Regions from separate parts of the Homo sapiens genome. Here all the other regions are linked to region 1. Evidence: chromatin loops called from intact Hi-C (ENCODE). Cell type or tissue: heart right ventricle. All regions are shown on one strand.

Region 1 (5,000 bases):
GTCTCTCATAACAGTATATAAAGAGGGATTGTTGACTTCATTTTACAGAAGAGGAAAGACTTTGTCAGGGAAAGTGATTTGTCCAAGAACAAGAGCTGATATGAGGCTGAAGTCAGAGGACTGAAAACATTCAGATTTCTCAATTCTAACAAAGTGCTTCCTTCTTAAGTTTATTTTATTTCTAAATATATAAATTATACATTTTTAGACTATATAAATAATAGGTTACATAAATGATGTATTTATGCAATCCATTTCCACTGTAAAAATTTGTTATATATATTAATACATACAAGAAAATACCCCTTGACTCCAACTCAATGCTACCCCCCTCCCCAGAAGTAAATGCTTTTTTCACTTGGCTTATGTAATTCAAATGTAATTTTCTATGCATTTACATATGTATAAATGTACATGTATAACATATGGCTTTTTTTCTTATATGTAAATAAAATGATGTTGGTATATAATAATCTGCTACTTGCGTTTTCAACAGTGTACTCTAAACATCATTTCACATTAACACATATAGTTTTTTTTAGCTGCTGCGTATCCATTTCTTGCTATAGACATTGTATGGATTGCAGTGTTCTTTTGCATTCTACCTGCCTCCCATGTGTAAATGGGACATCTCCCGCATCAGAAAATCAGCCTCTGTTTTTCTGGGACTGTGCTAAACATAGCTGGAGTGGTTTCAATTTAAGTGGCAGCAGTAAGTTGACTTGGCAGGTTCCCTATTAGGGCAGGCCCACCCTTATATGGGCCTCCTCTCATTATGAAGGACCAAGAAACTGCCCAAGTTGCACAGGCTTTGGACTCATCCTGCAGGATGTCATCCTTTGACAGCATCCTGCTCCCATCAATTCCTAGATGTGTGCTTTTGAGCAAGTTATGTAACCTTCTAAAACCGAGTTTTCTCACCAGTAAAGTAGGAACATATTGATCATACATTTAAAGTGTTATTGCAGGAGGTATGGAAAGCACTTAGTAATGATCACTTTTAAAAATGCTAGCTTTCATACTGTCATGATTTCCTCTTTCTCAACAGCCTCACCAGTTCTGTTTCCTACTATCCTGGAATATGGTATGAGGAACAGGTTATGGAAAGATGAGTCCAAAAAAACCCCACACAGCACCCGCCCCCCGCCCCCCCCGCCACAAAAAACAAACAAAACCAAACTTGGCTGGGCGCGGTGGCTCACGCTTGTAATCCCATCACTTTGGGAAGCCGAGCGGGTGGATCACCTGAGGTCAGGAGTCTAAGACCAGACTGGTCAACATGGCAAAACCCCGTCTCTACTAACAATACAAAAATTAGCCTGGCATGGTGGCGGGTGCCTATAATCCCAACTACTTGAGAGGCTGAGGCAGGAGAATCGCTTGAACCAGGAGGCAGAGGTTGCAGTAAGCTGAGATCGTGCCACTGCACTCCAGCCTGGGCAACACCCAAACTTCTTTTGATAATAAAAGAAATTATACTGGAAGCAATACTACCTCCACTGGCATCACACTGTCCAGTTTACTGGCGGCTCCTATTGGAAACTAACCACTGCCCTATGGGGTGGGTGGTTATATTATTAGTTGTTACCATTTGACAGAAAAGAAAACTGAGGCTGAAGGGTAGGGGTTCCAACCATCTCCAGCTCTCCCATCAGTTGTTTGAGGAAGTCAAAAACTGAACTCAGGTCTTCAGATTCTACATATGAAGTCCCTGTAAGAATTGTGGTACTAGCTATTATTTAGGGAGACTGTTAGACCTACACACCTGGCAATGAGACACAATTCTCTCACTGATATTAAGTTATATATCATCCATGCAGTATTTTTAAGGCCTTTAAAAAATGTGCCAGGCACTGCACTGCACCAACAGCTGGTGATATAATTAAATGAATGAATAGGATATCTCAGTTCTCTATGGCAGGTGTGGCCAAACCGTGGCCTGGAGGCCAAATCTGGTCTATGAGCCTTCAGGATGGTGTTTTACTTTAGTAAATGGCTGTGGAAAAAGTTTTATTTTGTGACGTGAAAATTACATGAAATTGAAATTTGTGTCCATAAAGTTTTATTGCAACACAGCCATGCCCATTCGTTTATATCGTCTATGACTTTCACAATAGTTGTGCAGTTGCCACAGAGAATGTGGCCCATTGAGCCTAAAATATTTACCATTTGGACCTATATAGTTTGCTGACCCTTGCTGTAGAGCAATCACTCTCCAGCCCTTCGTATTATATATATATTCAGAGTGACTATCGTAGTTGGCATCTTCCAGATTTTTTTTCAGCTATTCCAGTCTTAGCAACTTTTGAATGATTTTAGCGCTGCCAGCTGTACTTCCACTGATCTAACAGTTTAGGTTAGGTTAGACAAAGACATGACTAAGCCAAAAATTACAAAGCAGCGGCCTCTTGTGGCTAATGTAAGCATTACTTAGATAATTTGGTTAACAGGTTACAGTGAAAACCTAGAGTTAGATTGTCTTCGCTCAGGGTTGGGAATCCCAGATTACTTTGAAATATCTAGGATATTCTGTATTTCCTGCCTCTTACCACACTTGTAATCTGTATAGTGAAACACACTTGTCTAATTATAAGTTAGCTGAGTTAAAAATAATGTAATAAGGAGACAATAGAATGAAGTACCCAATTGAATCACTCTTCCTAATGTAATGAGAATTTTTAGAGCCTGGGAAAAAAAGAGAACGTTAAGGAAAGACACTGATTAACGCGGAATATTTTGTGTTAGAAAAACTTGCTGGCATCCTTGTATTTCTGTCACGAAAAACAGAGGCAGCCTAGTGGGAATCAGAAATTGGGATTATTGTCCTACCTAGCCTAAAAACAGGTCCTAATTATGAGTGAGCAATTTTCCCCCTTGGGCTTCAATTAAGCCCTTGTAAATGAAGGGGCTGAACAAATCTCAAAGAAACTTTACACCTTTGACCATAATTTCATGTCTAGAGAAAATTTATAAAAATGTTCCACAGGCCTTCAGTTTAAGTAATTTGCTGAGGTCACTTGGCTGGCAAGTGACAAAGCCATGACTCTGCAGGTGTTAAAGCTTTTGCTGACGACCCTTGACACTGTAATACTATGTATATCACTGCCTTATCAGGGCAATTAATTCCTCACCTTGAAAGGGGAGAAAGGCCATCTCCTGATGACAAGAAGTTTGGAAAATTCTGCTGTTCCCAGTATTGCCTTAAAGAGCTCTGCCTGTAATCCTAGTACTTTGGGAGGCTGAGGCAGGCAGATCACCTGAGATCAGGAGTTCCAGACCAGCCTGGCCAACATGGTGAAACCCTGCCTTTACTAAAAAATACCAAAAATTAGCTAGGCATAGTGGCGGGTGCCTATAATCCCAGCTACTCCGGAGGCTGAGACAGGAGCATCACTCGAACCTGGGAGGCAGAGGTTGCAGTGAGCCGAGATCATGCCATTGCACTCCAGCCTGGGCAACAAGAGTGAAACTCCATCTCAAAAAAAAAACCAAACCAAAAAAAACAAACAAAAAAAGTTATGTGAGTTGAACATCTTGTAGCTAAAAACTTTCAGAGATCAGAAATTGGATTACACTGGAATCTTACCTTAGATACAACTCTATATATACACTGCTTTTCTGTGCAGTATTTGCTACTCTTCTTTAAAAAGAGGGATTCAGGTCCAAGGCAAGAGAAAAGTTTTTAATAAACTTTTATTTTATATTCAAGATAAAGCATATACACAATTCAATGTGGAAATAAATTACTAGAAATACTCTGGAAACTTTTCCATTTCCCTCTCAAACTCACTTTTTTTTAAGCTCATAAGTCTTTTTACTTGATTTTAAGAAACATGGCAACTATAATACTAAGAAAGAACTACAGCTTTGTACAGAAACATAGAGCCTTGTCTTGACTATAAGGTTTAGTTGGTGTTTTAATAACAACAAAAAAGCACAAAAGACACAAACACTCTTCAACAGGTTTACTCAAACAGCTTCGCTCAAGAAGAAAAAGGCACAGATTTAAAGGGATGACAATAATCATTAAGAATGAAGTAAATGGAGACTCAGTCAAAAAATGATACTTCATGAATTAAGTCAAGAAAAACAAAAGTCTTTCAAATTATCTGTCTTCCTTAAAATGAATTTTTAAATTAAATTGTATAAACATATGATATAAAGTTGGTACTTTAGGAAGCGTCTTTGTATATTTTTTATGTACAAATCTTTGTATACAATTTCGATGTTCCTTATATATTCCCTATATAGCAAACCGAGCCAGGACCTCCCAACTGCATGCCTCAAGTCCCTGTGGAGCACTCTGGCAGCTGGATGGCCCTACTTGCTTTCTGACAAAATAGCTGGAAAGGAGGAGGGACCAATTAAATGTAGTCATCTTCAACTGGCTCTCCATTGACATCACAATAGTGGATAAAAATTGCCACTACTCGCTGAAATACACCCTTCTTCATCTGACGCATCTCTGAAATTTCCTCTCCTATTGTTTCCATACAGATGTCTGCAGACAGCTGTCCTTTCCTTCTAGGAGCATAGATAGTGCCTTTGAAATTAGAAATAAAAGGAGAGATACATATGATAATCAGAATCATTTGGAAAATCACTGATAAGCTGGTCCATAGGACAGTCCCATATACTGCACTATAATGTAACTGATGCATGAATAGGTCAAGGAATGGGTCACCACCAGTTTGTTCTTATGTTTGATGCCTAAGACAGAATACATGCTTAAAGTCTCAAGGTAAAAATACTGCACCAAAGGCAAGTCAGACACATGCACATGTAGTTCATAAAATCCATTTCCTTATAAAGTATTTTTAAAAAACCTTTGGTTAACAATAAATATTCAAGTATGCTACCACTTAGAGAAACTACATTCAAAAATTTCTCCCCTAATTTCTACACCTAAATTATAAGTTTCCACACAATAAGCAGCTCATAACTAGCAGGAGAATAATACAATTGGAACAATTTTGAAACAATATAGTTGAAGTTATTTA
Region 2 (5,000 bases), 670 kb before region 1:
TCAATAAACCATAACTTAGGATAAATGAGAAGAAGAGTGCACCTTGTCACATCATAGTCAAAGTGTTGAAATCTAAAGGTAAAGAGAAAATATTGAAAAAGCCAGAGAAAAAGACACATTACATTAAATAGAATATCAATTCCAAAGATCTCTGACTTCTCATCAGAAATCATGGAGGCCAGAAGAGTGTGAAACAGCACTCTAATTAAAATGGACAGTCTATCAGAATTTATTTTTAAAAAGTAAGATTCAATTATATACTATTCAGAAGTTATAATTTAAGTATAAAGAGAGGTTAAAAGCAAATGGATTGAAAAAGATATATCATGTAAACTGCAGAGCACAAGAAGTTTAAAGTGGCTATATTAATACCCCAAAAGACATATAATCATGAAGGCGTGTGCTGAATAATAGACGTTCAAAATATACAAGAAGATGTGAGGGCAAGCTGGCTGCAACATCCGTCACCCCATTGATCTTCAGGGTTGATTTGGCTGATCTGGCTGGCTAGGTGGGTGTCCTCTTCCTCCCTCACCACTCCACATGCATCCCTCCCGGAGCTGTGTGCTTGGTAGTAGAGGATGACCATCCCCAATAGAGAAGGACCAGTCTTGGGTCAAGGGTATACCAGTAGCTGTGCTGATAGGACCTCCAAACAAGCTCTCAAAATATACAAAGAAGCAATTGAGAAAATTAAAGGAAGAAATAGAAATTCCACAATCAGAGGCTGTCATCTAAATGGCCTGTGAGGCCAGGACAGCAATAATGATAAAAGCTCCCGAGGTGGGGCTGGTGGGCAGCCAAGGTGAGAACATTGCTCTGAACCACCCCATCATGTTACCGCAGGGGGAAATGAGGACCCCAGGGGTGAAGAGGCTGAACCCAAGGCCTTCCCTCTGGAACCTCAGAATCCTGACATCAAATCCAGTGAGCTTTGGTTAAATGCCCTGGTGATTTTAAATCCTGACATTAAATCCGATGAGTTCTGGTGAGAGGTTCCAGTGCAAGAGAGAGAGAACAAAGATAATGGAAAACAGGAAGGAGGAAGAACCATGGAGGATGCCTCCATTTACAGAGTGAAGGAAGAGAGAATGCAGAGAGGAGACAGAGGAGCCACAGAGAGGAAGAAATAAGCCACGGGGGAGATGGGGGCTGACACTGCTGCTGTCCTCAGAGAGGCACAGCAGGGCCAACTGAGGAAAGACCTTCAGGGCCAGCCATTAGGAGGTCATCCAGAAGCACAGTAGCTAAATGGCTTACAGAGTTCTGGAGTAAGGCTGCCCAAAAAGCATTCGTGACCATGTGAGTGCAGCTGGTGCTTCCACTGGCTTACCAGCTCTGTGACTTTGGACACATACATTTATCTCTCCATGCCTCAGTTTTCTCATCTGTAAAATGCGTAGAATGTTAGCACTTGTCATGAGTTTAAATGAGTTAATAATACACACAAAGCCCTCAGAATGGTGCCTGGCACAGTGTGTGTGTGTATGATTCACAGGCACTTGTTCTTATTGTTGTTTGTGCCATTGCATTGTTGTGGGTGGTGATCTTGAGAGGCAGTTTTAACAGGATATTGGAGACAGCTGTCATTTTCATAACTTATATTTGGACTTCTGGACCTCACGCTAATTTACCTCAAATGACAGTAAGTCAGCACTACTGAATTAATTCATTCATCACATTTCACTTGCTTAGTTTTAAGGGGTCCTCTCACACTGAAGAACAGCGTCCTCTGTGCTGTGTGAGGTGGACTACAACATTCTCCTGTGCCTGGTCAGCTGTGGGACCCAATGCACCAGAGATTGCACAATTGGTACAGAAGGGGGAAATGAGCCAGAAAACAGGGACGGGTGGCACAAGGAGAAGAGGGGAACTGGCTCCTTGCATATCCCCCAAAGCACTATCCAGATATCGGAGCTCCTTGAATCACAGCAACCGAAGGCTGGATTTTGAGCTCAGAGGAATGACCCAGCTCCACACAAGCAAGCAGCCAAGGAGCTGAAGTCTCTGCACTCTGCCTTCTGTCTGGCCACTGGGTGTCACTCTTCATCTATGTTCCTTTGGTGTCAGGGTTCTGAGAAGAAATTCAGCCTTTGCTGTTCTCTCCCTGTGCTGATATTTACCCCTAGAAGCTTCTACTGGCCAGACAGGCAGTATATTGAGAGTGAAATCGCATCAGGAAGCTGACTTCTGATCCACACATGGGAAACCAGCCTGCTTGTCATGAAAGTAAGGAGATTCCAGCCTCAGTAACTAATTCTACAGCAATAGCAGTTGAAAACAAGTCTTAGAAGCATTGAGCAGACATTCTAATGAAGTAGATATGTTACTGAGCTTGGCCAAGGTGGCTATGGGAATCTTACATCTGTGAAGGTGACAGGACTTGCTTTTTCATATTGACATTTAAGAATATTTTGTATCCAAATGTGTTTGTGTGTCTCTGTGTATGTGCGTGTGAGTGTGTGTACTTATTTAAAGGAAATAGCAGGTTTCAGATACAGTTGAGGTCTCCTTTATAGCCCTCCTTAATCACATTCCCCTTCCTTCCACCCTAGAGGCATTCTCTCTTCTGATGTAAGTGGTCTTTCTCCTGTCCATATTCTGATGCTCTTATTAAATCTGTACATGTTCATAAATATTTAACAGTATGGCTTTGTACATTTAAAAGTTTATACAAATTGTTGCCCAATACCATTTACTTGTGCTGTCTGTATAATTCCATTTTCTTTTTGTTTCTAATTTTATTAGAATTTTGCTGTCAGTTTAATAGTCATTTCTTTGCAGTTTAGTCTGTGTTTTTTCTCCCTTTTTAAAAAAAGTTGTGATAAGAACACTTACTATGAAGTCTACCTTTTAACATGCTTATTCTATCTCTTTCATTCATAGTTTTTTAATTTCTCATTCTTGCAGTGCTGGTTCACTGATCAGTTGCATCTGTTGTTTTTTTTCTCTTGGTGTTCAATTTCCTTATTTGATTTGTATCTGTTTTAACTATGAACTACTTTGAACTATAGTCATGCATTGCTTAACTCTGGATTCATTCTTGAGAAACGAGTCATTAGATGATTTTCTTGTTGTGTGAACATCATAGAGTGTACTTTCGCAAACCTAGGTGGTATAGCCTACTGCATACCTAGAGTATAATATTGCCTAATGCTCCTAAGCTACAATCCTATACAACATGTTACTTTCCTGAATACTGTAGGCAATTGTAACACAATGGTATTTATTTGTCTAAACATAGAAAAGGTACAGCAAAAATACAGTATAAAAGATAAAAAATGGTACATTTGTATAGAGCATTTACCATGAATAGATATTGCAGGAATGGAAGTTGCTCTGGGTGAGTTAGTGAATATGAAGGCTTAGAACATTACTGTATACTACTGCAGAAAAAATTAGCCGGGCATGGTGGTGGACGCCTGCAATTTCAGCTACTCGGGAGGCTGAGGCAGGAGAATTGCTTGAACCCAGAAGGCGGAGGTTGCAGTGAGCTGAGATCAACACTGTACAGTTAGGCTACACTAAATTTATATAAAAAAAATTCTTCCTTCAATAATTAATTAACTTTAGCTTACTATAGCTTCTTAACTTTATAATCTTTAATTTTTTAAAACTTCTTGATTCTTTTGTAATAACACCTAGCTGAATGCACAAACACATTGTAAGCAGTACAAAACTTTTTTTTTATTTATATCCTTATGGATATGGTTTGGCTCCGTGTCCCCTCCCAAATCTTGTGTTCAATTGTAATCCTCAGTGTTGGGGGAGGCATCTGCTGGGAGGTGATTAGATCATGGGGGTGGATTTCCTCTTACTGTTCTCATGATAGTGAGTGAGTTCTCACAAGATCTGATGGTTTAAAAGTCTGTGGCACTTCTCCCTGTTGCTCTTTCTCTCTCCTGTCACCTTGTGAAGAAGGTGCTTTCTTACACTTTGCCTTCTGCCATGATTGTAAGTTTCCTGAGGACTCCCAGTCATGCTTCGTGTTAAGCGTGTGGAACTGTGAGTCAATTAAACTTCTTTTCTTCATAAATCATCCAGTCTCAGGTAGTTCTTTATAGCAGTGTGGAAATGGACTAATACACTTATTCTGTAAGACTTTTTTTCTATTTTTAAAATTATTTACTTTTTTTTAACTTTTGAAACTTTTTTGTTAAAAAATGAAGATACAAACACACACATTAGCCTAGGCCTACACAGGGTCAGGATCATCAAGATGTCACTAGGTGATAGGAATTTTTCAGCTCCATTTGTAATCTTATGGGATCACTGTCATATATGTGGCCTGTCATTGACCAAAATGTCATTATGCAGTGCATGACTGTATTCTTCAGCGTTTTAAGAAAATGGGCTTCATGTGAACCCCGCACTATGAAAATATCCTTAAGGAGTTGTTTTTGCCATTGTTTCTGTTGTATTCTTAGAGAATCAACATCCAGAAACCAGTTTTTGTCACTAACTCCTCTGAATGGGGTTCCTGCACAATGCATGGTACTTTCTCAAGGTGCAGGCCTGGGTGTTTGACTTTTCCTTGTAAGGCCTCTAACAGATGCAAAGCTTCTTCAGGGTCTTCTCCTGTCAAAGGAAGTTTTCCAATTCCTTTTTGATGGAACATCAACCCTTCCAGCCTGCAGGCTTTCTGTAGGGAGCAAATTTCCCACTCCCTGGCTTCACATGGGCTCAAGGTCATTGTTAACAGGTGGGGGCAACAGAAGGCTAGCCCCCAGCTCTGTGGACCAGTGTAGGCTGAGAAACTCCAGGATCTCCATGGCATCTATTTTCACCTCCTGATCGGGCTCTGATCACCGATTTCTGCTTTTGTTTCTGGCTCCCGGGTCTGTCTGTTCTGTTTCTTTCTTTCTTTCTTTCTTTCTTTCTTTCTTTCTTTCTTTCTTTCTTTCTTTCTTTCTTTCTTTCTTTCTTTCTTTCTTTCTTTCTCTTTCTTTCTCTTTCTCTCTCTCTCTTTTTCTCTTTCTTTCTGTCTCTCTCTCTTTCCT
Region 3 (5,000 bases), 260 kb after region 1:
CACAAAGAAAACTACTAGAAAAGATAAACAAATTTAGTAGAGTGGCAGCATACAAAATCAACATATAAAAATTAGTATTTATAAACGAATAATGAACTATCCAAAAAAATTTTTTAATCCCATCCACAATAGCAACCAAAAAAGAAAACACTTAGGTGTAAATTTAATCAAGGAGGTGAAAGATTTATATACAAAAAAACTATAAAACAGTGACGAAACAAATTGAAGAAAAAATAGAGAAATATCTGTGTTCATGGATTGGAAGAATTAATATTGTGAAAATGTTTATACAACCCAGAATGATCTAAACATTCAATATAAAAATTCCAGTCTTTTTATATAGAAACAGAGAAAACAACTCTTAAACTCGTATGGAGCCACAAAAGACCGTGAAAAGCCAAAGTATACTGAGCAAAAAGAATGAAGCTGGAGGCATCATACTACCTGACTTCAAGATATATTATAAAGCTATTTTATGCCAGCACCATGCTATAAAGACAGCATGGAACTGGCATAAAAACAGATACATCAACCAATGGAACAGAATAGACAGATCAAAAATAAACCCACACATTTTTATCTAATTGATTTTTGAAATAAAATTTAAAAACATACAATGGAGAAAGGAAAAGGAGAGTCTCTTCAATAAATGGTGCTGGGAAAATGGAATATTTGCCTGATGAAAAATAAAATTGGTTTCTTATCTCATACTATATATAAAAATGAACTCAAAATGAATTAAAGATTTATATGTAAGTCTTGAAACCGTAAAACTAGAAGGAAACAGGGGAAGAGCTTTATAACATTGGTATGAGCAATGATTTTTTTTATCTGAACTCTAAACAAAGGCAACAAAAGCAAAAGTATTAATACAAACGAGATTGCATCAAATCTGAAAATTTCTGCACAGCCAAGGAAAAAATAGAGTAAAGAGACAACCCACAGAGTGGGGAAAAAAAATATTCACAAACCATGCATCTAACAAAGGTTTAGTATTCCAAAATACATAAGGAATTCAAGCAACTAAATAGCAAGAAAACAAATAATCTAATTAAAAATTGGCAAAGGACCTGAACAGACATTTCTCAAAAGAAGGCATACAAATTGCAAACATGTTTATTTTTAAATGCTCTACATCACTAATAATTAGGGAAATGCAAATTAAAACCAGAATAAGATATGACTTCACACCTGTTAGAATGGCTATTATAACAATGAAAGATAAGAAGTGCTGGCAAGGAAGTGAAGAAAACAGAACCTTTGTACACTCTTATTGGGAATGTAAATTAGTACAGTCATTATGGAAAACAGGATGGAGGTTCCTCAAAAAACTAAAAATGGAACTACTATATGATCCAGCAATCCCACTCTGGGTATATACCCAAAGGAATTCAAGTCAACACGTGGAAGAGGTATCTGCATGCTGTATTCATTACAGCATTGTCTGCAATAGAAAAAATATGTAAACAATCTATATGTCCATCAACAAATGAATGGATGAAGAAAATGTGATATATTTCCAAGTGTGATATACAATGGAATACTATTCATCTTTTAAAAAGAAAGAAACTCTGTCATTTGCAGCAATATGTACAGAATTGGAGAACATTATGTAAAGTGAAATAAGCCAGGCAAAGAAAAAAACTGTACCTAAATACAGTTAGCATAGAAGAAATGTACCTAAACACAGTTATGGCATATATGCCAAGCCCACAGCTAACATCATACTTAATGGTGAAAAGCTGAAAGCTTCTCCTCTGAGATATGGAATAGGACAGAGATGCCCACTTTCACCACATACTCACACTTAAATGCAGAATGTTAAAAGAGATCAAGTTCATAGAAGTAGAAGTAGAGAATGGTATGCTGGTTACCAGAAGCTAGAAGTGGGGGTGGGGAGGAAGGAATGAGGAGGTGTTTATCAAATTGTACGAAGTTTCAGTTACACAAAATAATAGGCTTATAAAATCTACTGCACAGAAGGATGACTATAGTTAATAAAAACATGTTGCCTATTTAAAAATAGCTAAGAAAGTAAATTTGCAATGTCACACCACAAAAAATAAGTGAAGTGATGGATATGTGAATTAGATGGATTTAATCATTCCACTTTGTATACATATAACAAAACATCACATTACACCCCGTAAGTGTACACAATTATGATTTGTTGAAAATAATAATAAAAATAAATCAATGAATTTTATATTAAAGAAAATTAACTGTGGCTTAGATTTGTCATGTTGTTTTCATTGTTATTTTAAATAACAATGACTTTCTGGAAGCCTACATAGGGCCCATATCTAACTCATTCCAAATTTTTGCTTGGAAAATACATGGAAAACAGTTTACACAAGTCTGTCTCTCTGAATTAACTTTCTCAGGGTAAAAATAAGCTAATCAGAAAGAAAAAAACTCCATAGGATTAGAAGAGTAATATTTAGTCCATTCGTTAGTTACAAATATTCCATTAGTTAGAAACATTTCCCAATACTCTCATCCAATGTGACACCTGAATAAACGTCAAGGCTGAGTATGTTAGGAGCTTTCATCTTCCTGGGGAGAAGGATATTACCATGTTAGATGATAAGAAATCTGCAGCTCATAGAGATCTAGCAATTTCCCCAAAATCATATTGTTATATGACAAGTTGGCCAAAAGTATTGTCAAAGTTGTTGGTCTAAAGAGCAATGCTTTACTGCCACCTTATGGGCAAATAGGGTTTGCTACAAGTCCTACAAGAGTTCATTATAGTTCAACTTGGGCTTCGAGAGTGTCTTTCACAGATGAAATAAAGTGTCTTGTATGTCATACTAAGATGTTTGTTTCTATTATAATTAACCAAGGATAGTGATTTTTAACAGATAATATTTAAATGGAAAATTATGGTCAGAAGAATAGAATGGAACCTGAGATAACAGTTAAGATGAATAGTAAAATAACATTAAAACAAGATGACTTGAATTAAATAAATGTTCATGAGTTTGATCAATATGTAAGCTGATATAAGGAATATATATTTATAGTATATTAAAATTGAGTTTGAGTGAAAAAGGGCTTAGAGAGAGTGATAGCATTAATTTTCATTACATCAAAACATGTGTAAAGCAAATTTAGAAAAGCATAGGATCCATATTAGATAGATTGACTTTCAAGATTCCACAAGAGCCAGTGAAATTAAGATGTCCAGTGTCTGCTTCACAAAGAAGATATTTATGAGGCCAACAAACATGAAAAATGCTCATAAGCACTGATCATTAGAGAAATGCAATTCTAAACCACAAGGAAACACCATCTCATGCCAGTCAGAATGGTGATTATTAAAAAGTCAAGAAACAATAGATGCTGGTGAAGCAGTGGAGAAATAGAAACTCTTACAATGTTGGTGGGAATGTAAATTAGTTCAACCATTGTGAAAGATGGTATGGTGATTCCTCAAGGATCTAGAACCAGAAATACCCTTTGACCCAGCAATCCCATTACTGGGTATACACCCAAAGGACTATAAATCATTCTACTATAAAGACACATGCACATGTATGTTTACTGCAGCACTATTTACAATAGCAAAGTCATGGAACGAACCCAAATGCCCATCAGTGATAGACTGGATAAAGAAAATGTGGTACATATACCATGGAATACTATGCAGCCATAAAAATGAATTCGATCATGCCATTTGAAGGGAAGTGGATGAAGCTGGAAGCCATCATCTTCAGCAAACTAACACAGAAACAGAAAGTCAAGCACCGTATGTTCTCACTCATAAGTGGGAGTTGAACAATGAGAACATATGGACATGGGGAGAGGAACAACACACACTGGGGTGGTTGTGGGATGAGAGGCAAGGGGAGGGAGAGCATTAGGACAAACACCTAATGCATGCAGGTCTTAAAATCTAGATGATGGGTTGATAGGTGCAGCAAACCACCATGACACATGTATGCCTATGTAACAAACCTGCACATTCTGCATGTGTATCCCAGAACTTAAAGTAAAACAAATAAAATAAAATAAAAATAAAATAGTCAAATTCATGGAAGCAGAGAATAAAATAATAGTTTCCAGGGACTGGGGGGAGGGAGAAATGGGGAGTTGTTGTTCATGGTTTTAAAATTTTGATTATGTAAGAATAAGTTCTGAAGATCTACTATACAACATAGTGCCCATAGTTAACAATACGGTGTTGTGCACTTCAAAATTTATTGAGGGTAGATCTCATTAATTTTTCTTACAACAACAACAACAACAGCAGCATTAACAAAAACAAAGAGTCACAGGAAAATTTTTAGAGGTGACAGATATGTCTACTGCCTTGATTGTGACGATGGTTTCAAGGTTGTATGCGCATGTCCAAAGTCATTAAATGGAATATATATGTGTATATATATATGTGTGTGTGTGTGTGTGTGTATATATATATATATATGTGTATATATAAAGATGTCCAGTGTCTGATGCTAAGAATATGGGCACAGTCTCATGATGTGGGTAAGTGAGTTATACGTATATAGGCAACAGAGTAATACAGATGTGAGTGGGTTTGTCATGCAGAGGAAGCAGGGTGGGTGGAAGATGGCAATAGCTAAAACCTGGGGCTAATCAATTACCAAAGCATAAAATATACAGGGAATCAGAGGGAGGAATTTGAAATCACCTGCCAAAGGCAGAGGGAGAGAGAGAGAGAAAGAATGAGAACACAGGCAGTGACTATCAGAGCTGGGACCGCAAAAGGGGGAAGTTCCTTTCATGTTAGCAGTCATAAGAGACCTGTGAAAATTATCCTTAGGGGTTGCACTGGAAGGAGGCCATCTTGCATTTAGATGCATGCTGATCTCCTTTACATCTTTGGGAATGCCTACTATCAAATGACAGAAAAAAAATTATTTTTACTGATCTTTTTACTGTTACCCATTGACAGTTTAAGTCAGTGCTTTCTTATCTACTAAAAAGATTTGTAGTATTATAGAGCACAAATCTTGTCCATTGGAATTCTTACA

What was found. Hi-C counts contacts between places; a loop is a spot of excess contacts. Peaks named below come from ENCODE experiments on the same cell type or tissue, not always from the same donor. Only the 100,000 strongest peaks of a DNase experiment are listed, where the experiment ranks them.
Region 2: a loop joins it to region 1, with 3 times the contacts of the local background. A loop is called at or near these places in 28 of 110 quality-filtered maps.
Region 3: a loop joins it to region 1, with 6 times the contacts of the local background. A loop is called at or near these places in 32 of 110 quality-filtered maps.

The regions. Positions count from the first base shown.
Region 1 is chr5:148,441,512-148,446,511 of GRCh38, reverse strand. It overlaps FBXO38 (F-box protein 38), which reads right to left. Exons shown (of 22, transcript NM_205836.3): 22 at 3,676-4,543. The coding sequence ends at 4,365. Among named protein-coding and RNA genes, the nearest start is that of FBXO38, 60 kb to the right of the region's middle. In heart right ventricle, a CTCF peak has its summit at 2,410 (motif pointing left); no DNase peak of the experiment used is centred here; H3K27ac peaks cover 410 bases.
Region 2 is chr5:149,111,914-149,116,913 of GRCh38, reverse strand. It overlaps the pseudogene RN7SKP145. Among named protein-coding and RNA genes, the nearest start is that of ABLIM3, 27 kb to the left of the region's middle. In heart right ventricle, CTCF peaks have their summits at 1,827 and 2,033 (motif pointing right); a DNase peak (open chromatin) is centred at 2,023; H3K27ac peaks cover 662 bases.
Region 3 is chr5:148,177,133-148,182,132 of GRCh38, reverse strand. No RefSeq gene overlaps it. Among named protein-coding and RNA genes, the nearest start is that of SPINK14, 11 kb to the right of the region's middle. In heart right ventricle, a CTCF peak has its summit at 2,710 (motif pointing left); no DNase peak of the experiment used is centred here.